2 separate regions of the Mus musculus genome follow, and region 2 is linked to region 1. Evidence: chromatin loops called from intact Hi-C (ENCODE). Cell type or tissue: heart. All regions are shown on one strand.

What was found. Peaks named below come from ENCODE experiments on the same cell type or tissue, not always from the same donor. Only the 100,000 strongest peaks of a DNase experiment are listed, where the experiment ranks them.
Region 2: it touches region 1 in a loop (2.1-fold over the local background); 3 of 42 quality-filtered maps call a loop at or near these places.

Annotation. Positions count from the first base shown.
Region 1 is chr3:52,949,912-52,957,911 of GRCm38, forward strand. It overlaps Gm30351 (a long non-coding RNA gene), which reads left to right. Exons shown (of 5, transcript XR_375652.4): 3 at 37-249; 4 at 2,897-2,986; 5 at 4,021-4,588. It overlaps Gm30402 (a long non-coding RNA gene), which reads right to left and starts at 7,981. Exons shown (of 3, transcript XR_867282.1): 1 at 7,737-7,981; 2 at 6,428-7,628; 3 at 6,265-6,294. In heart, no CTCF peak of the experiment used is centred here; DNase peaks (open chromatin) are centred at 4,140, 4,930 and 5,920; H3K27ac peaks cover 3,372 bases.
Region 2 is chr3:52,440,985-52,448,984 of GRCm38, forward strand. No RefSeq gene overlaps it. Among named protein-coding and RNA genes, the nearest start is that of Gm38537, 22 kb to the right of the region's middle. In heart, no CTCF peak of the experiment used is centred here; a DNase peak (open chromatin) is centred at 3,057.

The DNA of each region.
Region 1 (8,000 bases):
TCTATCTCCTCCGACTAACTCTTATCTGTTTTGCAGGATTAGCAAGAAGAATCTACCCACATCTAGGGAGCAAGCCCTAGTAGACACTAGACTGGCTGACATGTTTCTTAAACTGAGCCATCAAGCCTCCAGCTATGTGGGAAAATACAGTTCTGCTGTTGAAGTCACCCAGTGCATAGTATGTGGTCACCACAGCCAGAGCTGGCTGGGGCAGAATTTACTGAGCAGTTTCTCTATGCCCACATTGGTGTAAGTGCTAAGGGTACAAGAAAAAAAAAGTAGAAGTTTTGCTTATGAGAGTCATATTCTAGCTTGGGCAACTGATACATAGCCAAACATTTCAATACAAATTGACCAATGCTTCAATAGACCAAAACAAGAAGCACCATATGTCCAAAGCAAGAGATCTTCCAATCTGTTATCACCAAATGACTGTTAAATCACTTGTGATTTCAGAATTTGGAGCTCCTAGGAAACAGTGGCTTTCCTTGTGAGCTTGGGTATTTTCCTATCATTTAGCACAGTCATTGCACTTACTCCTGGTACAATCAACCCTTGCCAGCCTTTTACTTCTAAGTTTATCATCTGTTGGTTTTGTTATCATGTTAAAGTTTATCATGTAAAAATTGGTTATGTATGTCAGTATAAAGGTAGATTTAACAAGGGCCTGGTGCTTGAAGCAAAAGAGAAAAACAAAACAAAAACAACTAGAAGTGGCTGTGTTCTATTCATATGATTAAAAAGTATGTACGGAAATCACAAGCTAATATAAGTAAGTCTAACTCTAGCCCAGTGCTTTTCAGATGAAGAGGCACATAGCCATCTTGATAAAAGGCACTGTATTGAAGTGAGATTCTTGTATGCTGTTGATGAGTTCTGGAATGGTTTATTGATCCCACACACTCGAGTTTTCATGTCTTAAGAAAAGATCTCAGTTCTCTTGAAACCATGACAAACCAGCCTGGCTATATTACATAACAGCTCCATTTACTCTTAGCATATAAGCATTGACTTAGCAATAATATAAACTATATGAGCCAGAGAGTCCCATTCGTAAGTTAACTATTTGGGTAAGAAGAAATGCCAGTACAAAGTCAATTAGTCAACAAAGTAAATTTTTTTTAAAAAAAGAGGCATGAAATACTTTATATCCATATACCCAAGAAATACTTTGGATATATGAAAATAACTTGGCTAATTGGCTATGGGGAAAAATTCAAGACTTCTTTCAAGTTGGTTAGCCATAATGACCAAGTTATTTAAGTGATGGGTAGATGAGTAGTGATGCTCAAAATATGTAGGAAAATGGTAGAATCTTGCAAGTCTAGTACAATACAGAAACTACAGCTAGTCCGATCCAATGTCAGCTGTCATGTGTGCTTCAACTGTTCTCAGATAGACTCACTGATGAACAAGCCGCTGGGCTCTTTCTCCCCTCCCCTCCTCCCCTCCCCTCCCCTCCCCTCTTTTCCCCTCCCCTCCTCTCTCTTCCCCTCCCCTCCTCTCCCCTCCTTTCTTCTCTCTTCCCTTCCCTTCTCTTCCTTTGCCTTTCCTCCCCTCCTCACTTTCTCTTTTTTAAACCATTCTCCTCAAAATAGACTCTTCCATATCTTTTGTTTATAACTTCAACCTTTCTCTATGATTGAAAACTACATCAACCAACCAACCAACATCTCCATTTTTAGTTACAAAGATTTTAAGAGAAGAAAAGATTTTTAAAATTACAACTTTTCACATGCTTATTCTCTAATCCTTTCACAGAGATTGTGTAGAATTTTTCTAGCATTGCATTGTGGAAAACACGTCAGAGCAAGATAACAGGGAAGGAACAGCTGTGCAGGCCCTCTCTGTGGCAAAAGCAAGGGAAACATGAATATTTTTACAGAGCAGCTGATTAAAAAAGGAAGTGAAAATCAAGTTTCCAGGAGAGACTGGATATGGACCTAAAAGAATTAACAAAACAGTATTTTCCAGTGTCTGTGCCTTGGAGGGATAAGACTCTAAATTCTCTTGTCCAAACTTGCAAGAACAAATACTCTTGGTAGCGTCAGGTAATGCACACTTAAGACCAAATGAGAATAGCTGGGGATGTGACTCAGTGATAGAGCATTTGCTTGGTGTACATACGCACACACACACATACACACAGACACACACACACACAGAGACACACACACATATACAAATAAGCCACTCTGTAGAAATAATCTATTAATGAGATTAGGCAGCTGAACAATGAGTTTGGTGATGAAGAATTATAAAGATTCAACAACTCATCACATGTACAAACAACCCTGAATAATTAAAAAAAACCACTATTGTGAAACAGGGCATTGGTCCATTCCCACACAACTCTCATGCAAATTTCTGTTTCCTTCACTCTCACACACAAAATCAATCCCCTTAAAGATGCCACCAAAGAGGTAGAGAATGGTCGCAGTGTGAATTTAAAGTTATATGCAAAGTACTTACATCTCTAACAAATGAACATTTTGACCCAACCTTGCCACTGTGACTTTTACATCTTCAAGTCAAACATTTCTTAAAATCAATAGCAAGAAGTAGAAACATAAGGATTAAGAGACGTTACAGTAGGACAGGAGGGGACAAAACAAATGTCAGTTTTAATTTGAGAGGACATTGCCATTACTTCTTTGTAAATGGTCTTTCTGCCCCTTCTGCTTATTGATAAGAAGGGGAGATAAAAATTGGCTAGGCAGCTTTAGGGTAAAAGAGCCCAAAGGAAATAGTTTTAGTTTTGTTTTGTTTTTGTTTTTTGTTTTTCTGTTAACTGAAATCCAGAAAAGCTCTTGGGCCCATGTTGGTAGCTTTATGCTTACTGGAGGCCAGAGATGCCAGGAGGAAGGTCTGGCTTTTCTTTGTCTTTCTTCCTTAGATGGGTACCTCGCTCCTGGAAACCATACTGAAGACCTGGCCACCTAGTGTGGAAACTGGACAGTTCATGATGGCTCCATTTCTTCATCAGGTAAAGCCTTGTTAAGTCCAGGACAGTGGCACTTGAGTGGCACCCACTCCCGGAGACCCCTCTTATGCACCAGAGCTCTGACTTTTTGCTTTGAAGATCCTTACAATAAGGTGCATCTTTCTAAAACTCGCCCACTGTGCTCTGAGAATTTCATTCTTCAAATCCAGGAGACAAGTGCCCAGAAGCCACTCACTCAGGGTGGTGTTGGCGTTGGCTCGGTCATATTGCTGGGAGCTTACTTCTCCCACACCCAAGTTAACCTCACCTAGAGCCAAGAAAGACTGTGTGGTTCTCAGAAATACCTCAGTGTTCTATCAGTTCTGTTCGTACAATGCATCTGCGTGGTGATATTTCACAGGCCCCGCTGACTACCTTCACTTCTTCAAGGCATTCTGATTTTTGCCCCTCAAAACTGCATCACTACAAATGGCTGGCTTTTGCTACTCATTCTCTGGTATCCCTGAGTATTTGATAGTGAACATTACCGGTTTATAATGTCACATTTTAAAATCAGTGGCCCCAAGCGTGGACACGTTATTTGTCCTCTGCATGAGAGTATCTTTGCTGACTGAAGAAACTACCTTTGTAAGGACGGAGAGAATAAGGACGTAAGAGAAAAGAATGACAAAGAAAAATGGCTCAGTAAATGGGACTTTAAGACATCTTTTTAGATCACATGTCCTTTAATTATTTACAGCCAAATCTTCAGAAAGCAACACATTAAAACATCAGTGACAATAACAGCCGACATGTAATGCTGCCAGACACCGTTCAGTGCCAGGTGTACGTCCATTCTCTTAACCTTCACAGCATCCTTGCATTCCCTACCCCTGTGTCTGTCTGTCTGTCTGTCTGTTTCTCTCTGTCTCTCAGTCTGTGTGTCTATCTCTGTCTCTCCCTCTATGTGTGTGTCTGTCTGTCTCTGTCTCTCTCTCTGTCTCTCTGTCTCTGTCTGTCTGCCTGTCTGTCTGTCTCTCTCTCTGTTGACTATCTGCAGAGTTAATCTGAATTTCCTTTTGGCTTATACTTCACAGAATTCCTATCAAATGGAGACTTGTGGATAAGGCAGATGACAAAGCCATCTGGCCACACTCTATATAAAGCCAAGCTTCTGACCAGAGGTTTCCAAGACATCGTCATCACCACCTCCCATCTCTGGAATGGCTCCAGAAGCACAGGTCCTACACAGGTCACAAGAGGATGATGATGATGATGATGATGATGACATCAGCAGAGGCAGTGGCAGCCACAGGGTGGTCCAAACAGGAGCAAACATCAAATATAATTTTCCTGATGGTGGGATTTTCTGCTTTGAAGGGTTCACAATCCTGAGTATTCACAGTGAGAGCTGAAATAAAGTTTTACCCAGGACCATCTGAAGGGACCAGGTAAAGATAGAAGGAGCAGTAGGATTTTCAATCTGTATGGTCTTTAGAAGAGCCACTGCGGTGGGAGAAAACGCTGGGCGTGGCACTTTGAGAAGAGTCCACATAAATGCACCTTCTCTCCAGTTCCCTCCCCAACACAAGGAATTCCACGGGAAGCTTACCTACGGACTGCCAATCCCATCTTTAAATGAATATATGCCCATGGATGAATAACCTTAAGTAAATATATTTTAAAATCTAAAGGGGGGAACTAAGTCAGGCATTTGCTATAAATCTTACTATGTGTCTTAATACCTCTGTGTCCTAAAGCAAAATTGCTGGGAGGTTTCTCTTCTGTAAAATGGGCTAACCCTTATAAGCTTGTTGTGAGAATGACTGCACGCGTAGATGCACACCACTTGATAGAGAATCCAGTTAAACACTAAAGCATTTGGTTAAATGATCTGCTAGCGTCAGTTCCTCCCACATCTGCCAATCCAATTAACCGCATCCTCTTGGCAGAGAGAGGGAGAGTACTGTGCTGAGATCAACCTGACCACCTTGCCTGGAAGGAGGCCCGTGTGCAGTAATCACCCACACACTTTTGCTCGCTCCGCTCCCTTCACCTTTGACCCAGTCTACTCACTCCGGTTCACAGAGTGGTGAGCCAATATCACAAAGAAAAGGGACATTTCCTACCTTTGAAAAGAATGGGCAGAGACCCAGCAGACTTGTGGTGCCTGCCATTTCCCATCTGTAAATTTCTCAAAATACTTTCCAGTAAACGATCTGTTGGGGTTCGCGCATCATGATGAATAACGTTAAATGTCGCAGTCATTGTGTGCCTTCTAAATACAATGGTTTCTTCAGAACATGCAGTTGGTAAATTATGAATGGGAGATGGTTTCCACCAGTCTTCTGTTTGCCACAGAGGCATTATAGAAATGTATCAACTCGTAAAAGCGTCTGCTTGATTCCAACAACAAGTGGACAGCATAGTCATGAGTGTCAAGTTCAGTGTCACCTCCAGAATGTGGAGTCCTTAAGTCAGCGGGCAGAGAGGGCAGAGAGTGGATCTTCCTGAGAGCACTTTCAGAAACCACTCTCACTTTCACTGTTTGAAATGTCACTATCACAAAGTTGAAGGCTACAGGTTCATCGTGAACGGGTCATCCGATCCACCATCCTAGTGGGGTGGGGTCATCTAACCCCTGGACCAACTCCTTACTCCCTGCCCACTCAGAAAAAATGCTGCGGGGCGGGGAGGTTCGGAGGGGGGGGCACTATTGTGAAGAGCCACATGCCTTTCCCCAGTCCTCCCTGTTCATCTTCCATTCGATGCCAGACTTATTTAAACAGGCCCAGCTGGGGCTGTGGCAGCCCTCTTTATCTGCCTTCACATTCTTTCCTCTGCCTATTCATGCTGCTAAGTAGGGCTGGACCGGCTTCCTGAAATCTCGTGGGATGTGGGGGCTTTTCTCCCTGCAGCAGAGCCTCTGAACCTAGTTGTTTTGGGTAACTAATTTCCTCCCTTCTTCTCCCTGGAATACACAGAGCTTCCTTTGCCCAGCGTGATAGCCACCACCCCCCAACCCCCCTTCGCACCACAGAGAAGTTGGGACTGAGGTTGGAACCTCCCAGTGCTCTTGAATTTCCTGCTGTCACGAAGCAGGATTTCCTGACTGGAGATGTATATGGTTGAGGCACAACGTGGCTCTATCCTGACCTCAGCATCCTCCTCCTCCTCACTGTACAATATATCATATTTATGTCCCACGGTGATGAGCTCTGCCCTTCAGTCTTCACTTTGAAATATCATTTCCTTCATTCCTCTAGGCTGAACAAACCACAGAGTCCTTCGTCCTCTACCTACCCTTAACCCTGGTTTTGATTCTAGAAGTGTTTCTTTTCGTGTGCTTTGATCTGTAATTGGAAGGATTTCTGTAAGTTAAAAAAAAAAAAAGTTTAAATAACTAAGGAAGAAAATATTGCATGAAGCTTAGTCCTGCTAAAATTTCCTCTTCTATTAAAAAACAGCAAATAACTAAAAAAATAAAAAGATTGGTAGAAATACCTAAAAGTGTATGCGCTCTTTTGTTCTGTTCTCTTTTGTAAGTGCCGCTGCATATCCTGACAACGCCCAGATGTTTCCTAGACACAGTCTTTCCAGCCTTGCTGTTGGGGCCGAGCCTCAGAAGGGCCCGTCAGTCAGTTACCTTCATTGCTGCAGCGTGGCACCCACGCTCTCATCAAGGAGCACGGCTCAGAGATGCCCATACCAGAGTCACAGGCTGAAGCGGTTGCACTTGGTCAAGAGCAATGCCGCTAGCTTGAGGCTGGGCTTCCCTCCAAGCTCAGCTGGGTCGGAGCAGTGCACCAAGTTCACTCCTCCACCGGGCAACGCTCACTCCGGAGTTCCTGCAAGTGAATGGGCCAGAGTTCTACGTGTTGAAGACAACTCTTGTTCTTAAGCACATCTATAGACACCAGAGCGCCCTCAAGGGGAACCTAAACACTGGGGGCTCCCGAGCCACCTGCCTCAGCAGATGCCCGTGGTGGTGGGGCCAATTTTGAGACCCCAGTTCTGTCCTCTTAAAGAACTTATTTGGGTAGCCCTCCAATCGTCCCTTGTATCTCTTGGTCTTCACTAAGAACCTTATCTTCATCCAAACAGGTTTTCTTAACTTTGATCCTAAGGGAATAAGGGTTTGGAAATCTCCCCGAGGGTATCCAGGCATTGGCTTCCAAGAGACTAACACCTTCCACTAATTCCAACTCACTAAATGGCCTCCTTGTTCTAGATGAGGAATTCCCTGTGCGCACCCTGCTGAATCCGATGCTCACGGCATCCGGTGCAGAATGAATTTCTGTATAAGCCAATAGGATGGATCTGCTGCTCCTTGGTCATCTTGCCTTTCCAGGTAGCATGAGGCTACTCTAACTCACAGTTGGATTTTCCCCAACGATTCCATCCTTTATTGATAAAATTGCCAGCTGTCGCTCATAGCTCTTCTCTTTATCTGTGGTCTCTGTTACAAATACCCGAGATAAACCAACTTGCAGGAAGGAGGAGGGGCTTATTCCGGGTGGTGTTTCCAGAGGCTTCCATGAATGGTTCTGTAGTGTTCTTGCTCTGGGCATTTGGTCACATCCCATAACACACCATGGTGGAAGCATACAACAGAAGAAGCAGCCAGGGTCCCTAGACTCTCTTCAGAGGCACTTGGCTCCTTCTACTAGGTATGATTTAAAGGCCTATGGTCTCCAAGCACCACCTGTGGTAATTAACAGCACATGGTAAACAGGGAGATACTCAATGGCACCTCCTTAGCATCTGCCTCCCTTGAAAGTTCCTCTCCAAGCCAGTCCATCTCTAAACGTACCCAGAGTCCTGACGGCTCCAACACTGAAAAGTCCGAGTGCAAAGTCTCCTCAGGGGGACAAAGAAAATCCTTAGCTCTTAGCCCCTGAAAAAAAAAAATCAGTAGAGCAGGTTATAAACTTTCCCTACAAGGCAGATCAAATGTCTCCATTCCAGAGGTCCCCAATAGAGGTATAAACACCACCACAGAAGAAATACTGAAGAATATTGTTTCAAGTCTGTCACACGGGCTACAGGAAGGCAAGTTGTGAGCTCCAAAGGGCTT
Region 2 (8,000 bases), 510 kb before region 1:
CACACCAGGAGAACATGGCCCACAGAATCAACTGACTGGGACTCATGGGAACTTGCAGAGACCAGGGAGCCTGTTAGGGGTCTGACCTTGGTCCTTTGCATATACGTTATGGCTGAGTAGCTTGTTGTTCTTTTGGAAATCAGAACCGTAGGAGTGGAAACCATCTCTGACTCTTTTGCCTGCCTTTGAGACCCTTCTCCTCCTGGGTTGCCCTGTCCAGCCTTGATGTATGTTGGTACCTATGATGGTATGTGCCTGGTCTCTTGTAGCTTCTTATGTCATGTTTGATTGATGTCCCTGGGAGGTCTGCTCTTTTCTGAGGGGAGGCAAAGTGGGGGAAAGGGAGGCTGAGGGGAGCAGAGTGGGGAGGGAAAACTGCTGTTGGGATGTAATATATGAGAGAAGAATACATTTAAAAGGAGAAGAAGGAAGAGAAGGAGGAAGGAGGAGGAAAGGAGGAAGAGGAGGAAGAAGTGGAGGAAGAGGAGGAAGAGGAGGAAGAAGTGGAGGAAGAAGAGGAAGAGGAGGAAGAAGTGGAGGAAGAGGAGGAAGAGGAGGAAGAAGTGGAGGAAGAGGAGGAAGAGGAGGTGATGGTGGTGGAGGAGGAGGCGGAGCCAGTGAGGGTGGAAGACAGCAAGGAAACATTGCTTTCCAGACACAAGAGGACTGATACGCATAAGAAGTCACAGAGACGGTAGCAGCATGCACAGGGACTGCACAGGTTTAAGCCAGATGTGTCCCAACACTGAGAAGGGGGCATGGACACACGACACTATCCCTAACCCAGAGACTTTCTCCATTTGCGAATCATTCACAAAGGAAGATTAGTTCTCTCCAATGATAGGTTAGTTTTCTCCAGTGGAGTCTTCCTGGGTACACAAACCACACAGAGAGGCAGGCACCATGAGGGAGTCAGCAAGTAGATGACCAGCACAAAACAAACTAATGGTGGTATTGGAGATTTTTTGTTTTATAATGTGGTGTTTGGGATTTTTTTTCTTGTTACCATGGCTTCCATTTTGTATTTATGGGTTATTGTGCTCTTTTTTTCTTCTCTTTGTTTTATTCTGATGTGTTTCTAAAGAGATAGAGGAAGAAGACATGAAGTTTGAGGATCTGGGAGGAGATGAGGGTGGGGAACCATGATCAGAATATGTTGTATGAAAAAATTATTTAAAAAGTATTTACTGAATATTTATCCATTGAAAAAAATATGAATGAGATTTCTCATTTTCAATTTAATTCATTTTTGTTTGTGTTCTTAACCAAGAAATGAGTATTTGATTCCTACTGACATCCATGACTGTGATTAGGTCAAAGTGTTTACTTTACTCTCGGGCGCTTCCGTTCACTGTGAGGGAGACATCAAATCTGCAGACATCCATTTTAGAGCAGAAAAAAATCACCAAGGTAATTCTGTAGAGTGATGGAGGAAGGGATTCTGGGTAGCCACAACATCAGTGCAGGCCTGGATGGTGAGGAGGAGGAGGAGCAGGAAGAGGAGGAGGAGGAGGAGCAGGAAGAGGAGGAGGAGGAAGAGAAAGAAGAGGAGGAAGAGGAGGAGGAGGAAGAAGAGAAGGAGCAGGAAGAGGAGGAGGAAGAGTAGGAAGAGTAGGAGGAAGATGAGGAGAAAGAGGGGGAGGAAGAGGAAGAGAAGGAGGAGGAGGAAGAAGAGGAGGAGGAGGAGAAAGAGGGGGAGGAAGAGGAAGAGAAGGAGGAGGAGGAGGAGGAGGAGGAGGAAGAGGAGGAGGAGGGGGAGGAAGAGGAGGAGGAAGAAGAGGAGGAGGAGGAGGAGGAGGAGGAGGAGGAGGAGGAGGGAGTCAGCTAAACCCAAACTGAAGAAGCCTTGGATGGGAAGATCTAAATGAGGGGAGCTGTTCCCAGGAAACCATACTGCTACTAACTAAAATAAAATACTACTAACGGGGTTAACAGGGTGGTTTGAAACAACAGAAGTGTATGGTCTCCTTGCCCTAGGGCCCGAGCTTCCCCATCAAGGCTGAGCAAGGCTGCAGACATCTCTGATGCTACTTGCCATGAGGAGGTCTGCTTTTCTCTTCATGTGAGGTCTTCCTTTTTAAGGACACTAACTATGGGCATAGGCACCCTTCCACGGCAGGGCTTTACGTTCATCACCTCTGTAGATCCTTATTTTCAAATAAAATTAATTTCTCAGGCACTAGGGACTACGATCCCAGCACATTTTGGGGTGGAGGACGGATACAGCTCATTATATGACGCCACCATTCCTGGATGTACTGAGATGTCTGTAGTACACTTGCTCATATAAATTCATTTGTTTTGTTTTTCTTTTACTCTATTTTTAGCACATATGATTAGATGTAAACATATATTATATATTATAACTATTATATCATATAACTATATATTATAAACTATATATTTTAAATAATATATAAAATTACATATTATAAATACATTTTATACCAAGATAAACAAATACATTTATATATTATATTATTGATATTTAAATATTATTTAAAATATTTTATAAATATATAGTATATAAGATGTTGTACATATTATATATATTTATTTCATTTTCACTACATAGAAAGCCTCTGCATCGCCAATCCACAGCCCATAGATCATATGTACCCTAGGATAATTTTACCCCCTAAAAATGTAAATAATATATATATTTTAAGCTTTATTGTGTCATTCCTCTTAAGTGTGAATTCTGTATTTGACACCTTGTCCTAGCTGACAGGAAAAGTTGCCAACAAACCCAGACGTTTCCTCCCTACCCGGGAGACCACACTGACTGCAGGCAGTGTGTTGTTCATTCATGTCTCCAGTGAATCTAACAACAATGAATCCTGAATATTTAAAGGGGCTGGACAAGTGGCCTTAAAAAAAAGGTAGGCTTTATTTCCTTTTTGGAACACTCTGATCAAAACAAAGTGACTAGGCAGCATATGGTCACAATAACAGGTGGCTCTGGAGGTCCCCTGTGACTTGTTGGCCTGCAGAGCCTGGCCTCCTTTGGGCCTTGGAGGAGAGCCGTGTTGTGCTGGAGACCTGCACAGAGGCTGTGGCGCACAGGGAGCCAACAGAGCGTGTCTGCAGCTGGCCTTGCCTGCACTTGACTCATAAGTGAGTTACAGGGAAGTGGAGACAATGCTGAGAAGAATGTGGGGGAGAGAGCTGTTGGTGGAAGGAAGTGAGACTGGTCAGGGCTTCCCCCCAGCTGCTCACAGGGTTGTGCTCACTGAGGCATGCCTTTCTCCATTGAGCTCAATCAAAGGTGAATTCAATTCGTCACCCATAATGAAGACTCTATAGATCCTCTCCCCCCAAGACTGGAGCTCCCTTGAGTTGGAGTGCACGGCCATTGTCGGTTACGTATAGTAATTACTTTATTTATTTTTGAGATAGAGTCTGACTATATAGTTCCTGCCGCCCTAGGGCTTGCCATGTAGCCACCCTGGCTTCATCACTCAGGGTCTTCTTGCTTCAGCCTCACAGATGTTGAGATGGCAAGTTTGTACTGTCACAACCCTTTTAAGGTCTTTAAAAATCACTTCCCTTTTGCCAAGACCACGTTCGATTTGGCACAGGTGATCTGAGTTGTTGTCTCAGTGCCACACGCACTACAATTATGACCTGGTGGAAGTCACCCGACCACAGGTCACATCTGTGAAATCGGGTCCAGAATGCTTTCTTCCACATGTTATAAAAACCAGACCTGAGGTCTGTCTGGCAGGGGATGGCTCAGCTGGTCAAGCTCTTGCCTGTCCCAGACACATGAGGACTGGGTTTAGTGTGTTGACCACATATGGGTGGTGTGGAGGAGAACTTGCAATCCTAAGGCTGGGGAAGCAGAGACAGGAGTTTCCTTGGGGCTGCCTAGCTAGCCACTCTAAGTGTGAGATCCAGACCAGAGAGAGCCTCATTTCAGAGAAGGCGAATGGGCAACTGAAGACGATTCCTGATGTTGTCCTCTGGCCTCTCAATGCACACATATCCATGCACATGTCCCAGCACACACATGCATTTGCACACACGAGGGCACACATACACACTCAAAGGGGAGCACCCACATGCATTCAGAAATCAACTCTAGCACTGAACAGGAGTATGATGGTTGAAATATAAGAGATCTATAAACTGTCTATACTTGAATGTTTCACAGACCTGGCCAAAAACACATTCAAGCAAATATGATGGATAGAAATGGTTTTGCTGTAAGTAGGGTCTGGTTTTGCTTTCTCATCAGGACTCAACATTGGCTAGGCCAGATGCCACATCATAAGGCATAGTGGCTGGCATGTGCAAACTCCTCCACACTCACCCCCCAACTTAGCATGGTTGGATTTATGACTATTCCACTTTACAGGGGGTGAAAACAATTGAATATTCAAGAGAAACTTCGAACTTTTTGAATTTTGATATTTTTCCCCCATAGGTGATAGTGGCCTTTAAGGACTCAGGGGCAGGATGCGAACCAAATTAGGCTCATATTCTGACAGAAGAGAGGTAGTAAGTAATTGTCATAGAATGAGTGTGACTGTGGTTGGTTTGGGGAAAGCTGACACAAAATTACTCTTCGTAAGTGAGCTTTGGAGAGAGAGAGAGAGAGAAAGAGAGAGAGAGAGAGAGAGAGAGAGAGAGAGAGAGAGAGAGAGAGAGGGAGAGGAGGCAGGATTGGGCTTTAAGGTGGGAAAGCATTAAAAAGGAATAGTATAATAGTATATAATAGTATAATATAGTATCAGTGACAACATAAGGAAATCTTGATGGGAAAGAGAGGCTTGCCGTCAGGACCTCTAGAGGGGCTTCATTAAGAGGGATAGCTTAAGGTAAAAGTTACCATGGGGAGGGTAGCAGGGTAGGGGGTAGAGGAACCCAGAGGAGAACCTTCAACGAAATCCCCAAACAAAGGAAAGCATTTTCTATCCTTTCAGGAGATGATGAGAAGTTCCACCCCATGTGATTCTTGTCTGGGACAAAGGATGTTGAGTGACCGGGTACTGGGCAGTACCAAACATTTGGTACTGGGAAGCAAAACATGGCTTCTGGATTCGCTGTCCCAGAAAGAGAGAGGCACAGGTCGGGGGCATGATCGGTTTCTTCAGCTGTGGGATCCAGCTGTTTAGAGTTACTGGTGTCTTCAAGTGGCAGGCCCATGATCCAACAGTAATTGCTAGTGTGGCTCATGCGCCCCAATTGGAAAGCTCACCTGGGATTCAGTCCTCTGGTTTGCCTCAGTCCCCTATAACTCTAATTTTTTCAAATCCTATTTTTAATGATAGTTCTTAAATCTTTAACCCCCCTTTGTAGCTCACCACCCACCAGACATAGTGGAAAAGAAAGGATAGGGTGGGGGGGAAGTGGACCTGTTTAGAAAGGTCCTTTGGTGCAACTCCCGTCTGTGTTGTCTGGAAATTGGCAGTTCAGTTTACAGGTCAGCAATGGCAGCTTGATCCATTCGCAAAACCCTTCAATGGATATACCAGAGATCCAGTTAGGTAGTGTCAGGTTAGTAACAGTGGTGAAGCAACCTAACAGAGACAGCCAGGCCTGTCTCAGCTTGAGTCAGCAGGAGGGACTAACAGGAACATCAGGAACGATTTTTAGCTGTGCCCCTCTCAGGGAAGCAAAGATCAGGGAAGACTCAAGACTCACAAGTGTTGCACAGCTGGCTGTACCAGCAAGCCAAGCTCTGTCTCACTCGGTGGAGTTCTATTTATCCCTTCCAAACATGCCCTCCACGTGCCTGGCCTCAGCACAGGTCTTGCCTCAGTACAAGCATCCAATCAGCTTGAGTCCTCAGAGTCCTGACAAATGCAGCTCAAACTATGCAGTGTAAGGTGGACCAACATGTGTGTTGTTAGCAAAGACTCCTTCATCACGTGTCCTTTTGAATTTGCTTTAGCAGAACGTCCTGTCTCTTGTGTCTGCTTCAGTGAAACGTTCCCTCACGAGTCTGCCTTAGCCTTTCACCAGTGTCCACTTCAGGAAAGGACTCCTTCATGTGTTTGCCCCAGCAAAACACCATCCAATACAACTGATTCTCCAAAGAACCCTTAGGGCTCCACTTCAGTCCTCGTTTCCTCCCTAGTAGGAACATATTCTTCATAAATCAAAGAAGGTCTAGACAAGCTTTGACATGCCCAAGCTAGACATCTGAGGGTGATTTCTTCTGAGGATGGGCTAAAGCAAGGAGACTCATTGTAGTCTAGATGGGAGTTTGTGAATGGAGGCTGCTGTGGGGGATGCTGAGGGTATGTATGCAGAAGGAGGAGGAGGAGGAAAAGAGGGAGAAGAAAAGAGAAGGAGGAGGAGGAAAAGAGGGAGAAGGAAGGAGATGGAGGAGGAGGAGGAAGAGAAGGAGGAGGAGGGAGAGGAGGAGGAGGTGGGGGAGGGAGGAAGCAAGAAGCAAAGAAGAAAGAAGAAAGACTTGGGGTTGTGCCAGACTGGAGGGCCAGATACAAACAGTGCAGACTGACGGATGGGTTTTCCCTATGAACCCACACTAGCTGAGCACCAGAGAGATCACTGTGTTAAGTACAGCGGTGCCCTAGAAGGGGCACTGCCATGGCTGCCTTGAAACTTAGTGTTGAACAGTGTGCAGCAGATCACTGGTTCTCTTCTAGTAAGGGAAGAAACATCTGGTGCCACTAGCACCCACATCTTGCAGAGGAGGTGATTAAAGAGTACAGGGGTTGCATGGCTAAAGATGCCCCATTAATAAACAGTTACCTCCTGTTCCCAGGGTCTCTTAGCAGGATTCATCAGTGCCACATGTATGTTGTGAGTGCCTGCAGACTTCATACCACGGCGTCATGAGCTCCTCAGCTGGGTTCATGCACATGACACCCAGCAGGCAAAGCTGATGCTCAAACTGTAGATGGGTTGAAGTGGGCTAGAGGAGTTTACACTGTATTGGAGCATTCTGTTTACAGTTGGCTTCTGGACGCAATGGTCTGTGGTCTCTGCCACTTGAAACCATAAGCTTTGTTGGGGTTAATGCCCTGCTTGGTTTGAATAGAAGAAACTGCCCTTGTGTTTACTAGGGGGTAAAATGTATGAGTTTCCTTTTGAAAAGTCATATCCACTCCACTCAGTTTCTATTGATGTAATTTTTTTTTAACCATCTTTTTCCTGCACGGACAACTTGGCTTTAAAAGAAATGCAATACTATGTAATTACTGAATACTGGCAGGAGCCCTAGGCAGCCACGTGGTCCCACACATGTGCCTCTTCTCAGGGGGCTCTGGTCAGCATTTCCAGTGAAACAGTTCTGAGAAACAGTTATTCAAATAACACCACCCTCCAGAGAATTCCTCCTGGTTCAATGGGAGCTAGGGGAATATAATTGAATATGGGTTTGGATTGGCCATTTGAGATATTAGAATTTAGAGATTTGGGATATCAAACCACCTCTTAGGATTCAGATGGGAACAACAGAATAAAACATCATGAAAGTATCACATAGTCCACATTTAGATATGTGTGATGAATGTCGATTTTATTCTCCTTTATTAGAAGGCAGAGCTTTTTTTTTTCCCCCTTCAATATGAAAAAGGAAAAAGAAAAGTGTCTGGGAGTGAAGGTCTGTGTGTGGTCTCTCCTCCAGGCTCCTGAATGATGCTTGGGGAACTTAAAGTTCCCCAAGTGAGGCTCATTACACTGGAGACAAATGCAGCCCAGACCATGGGGGATAGGAGAACAGAGAGTGGAGAGCCTTCCTGTTGAACTAGCATATCCAGTTAAGAAGGCAAGAGTGTGTAAGCAAAAGGTCTTTCTCAAATGGTGTCACCACGTCATGATGCCACCCTCCTAAATTCATTTTTTAATATATTTTCTGCTTATTTCATTTATCATTATTATTAGTGTGTATCTGCATGTGTATGCATATTCATGTGTGTGTGTGTCAGGAGGATGCATTTGCCTGTTGGTGTTCTTATGGAGACCAGAGGTCAACATCACCTCTGCTATCACCTTTTATCTCATTTCTTAAGACCTGATCTTAA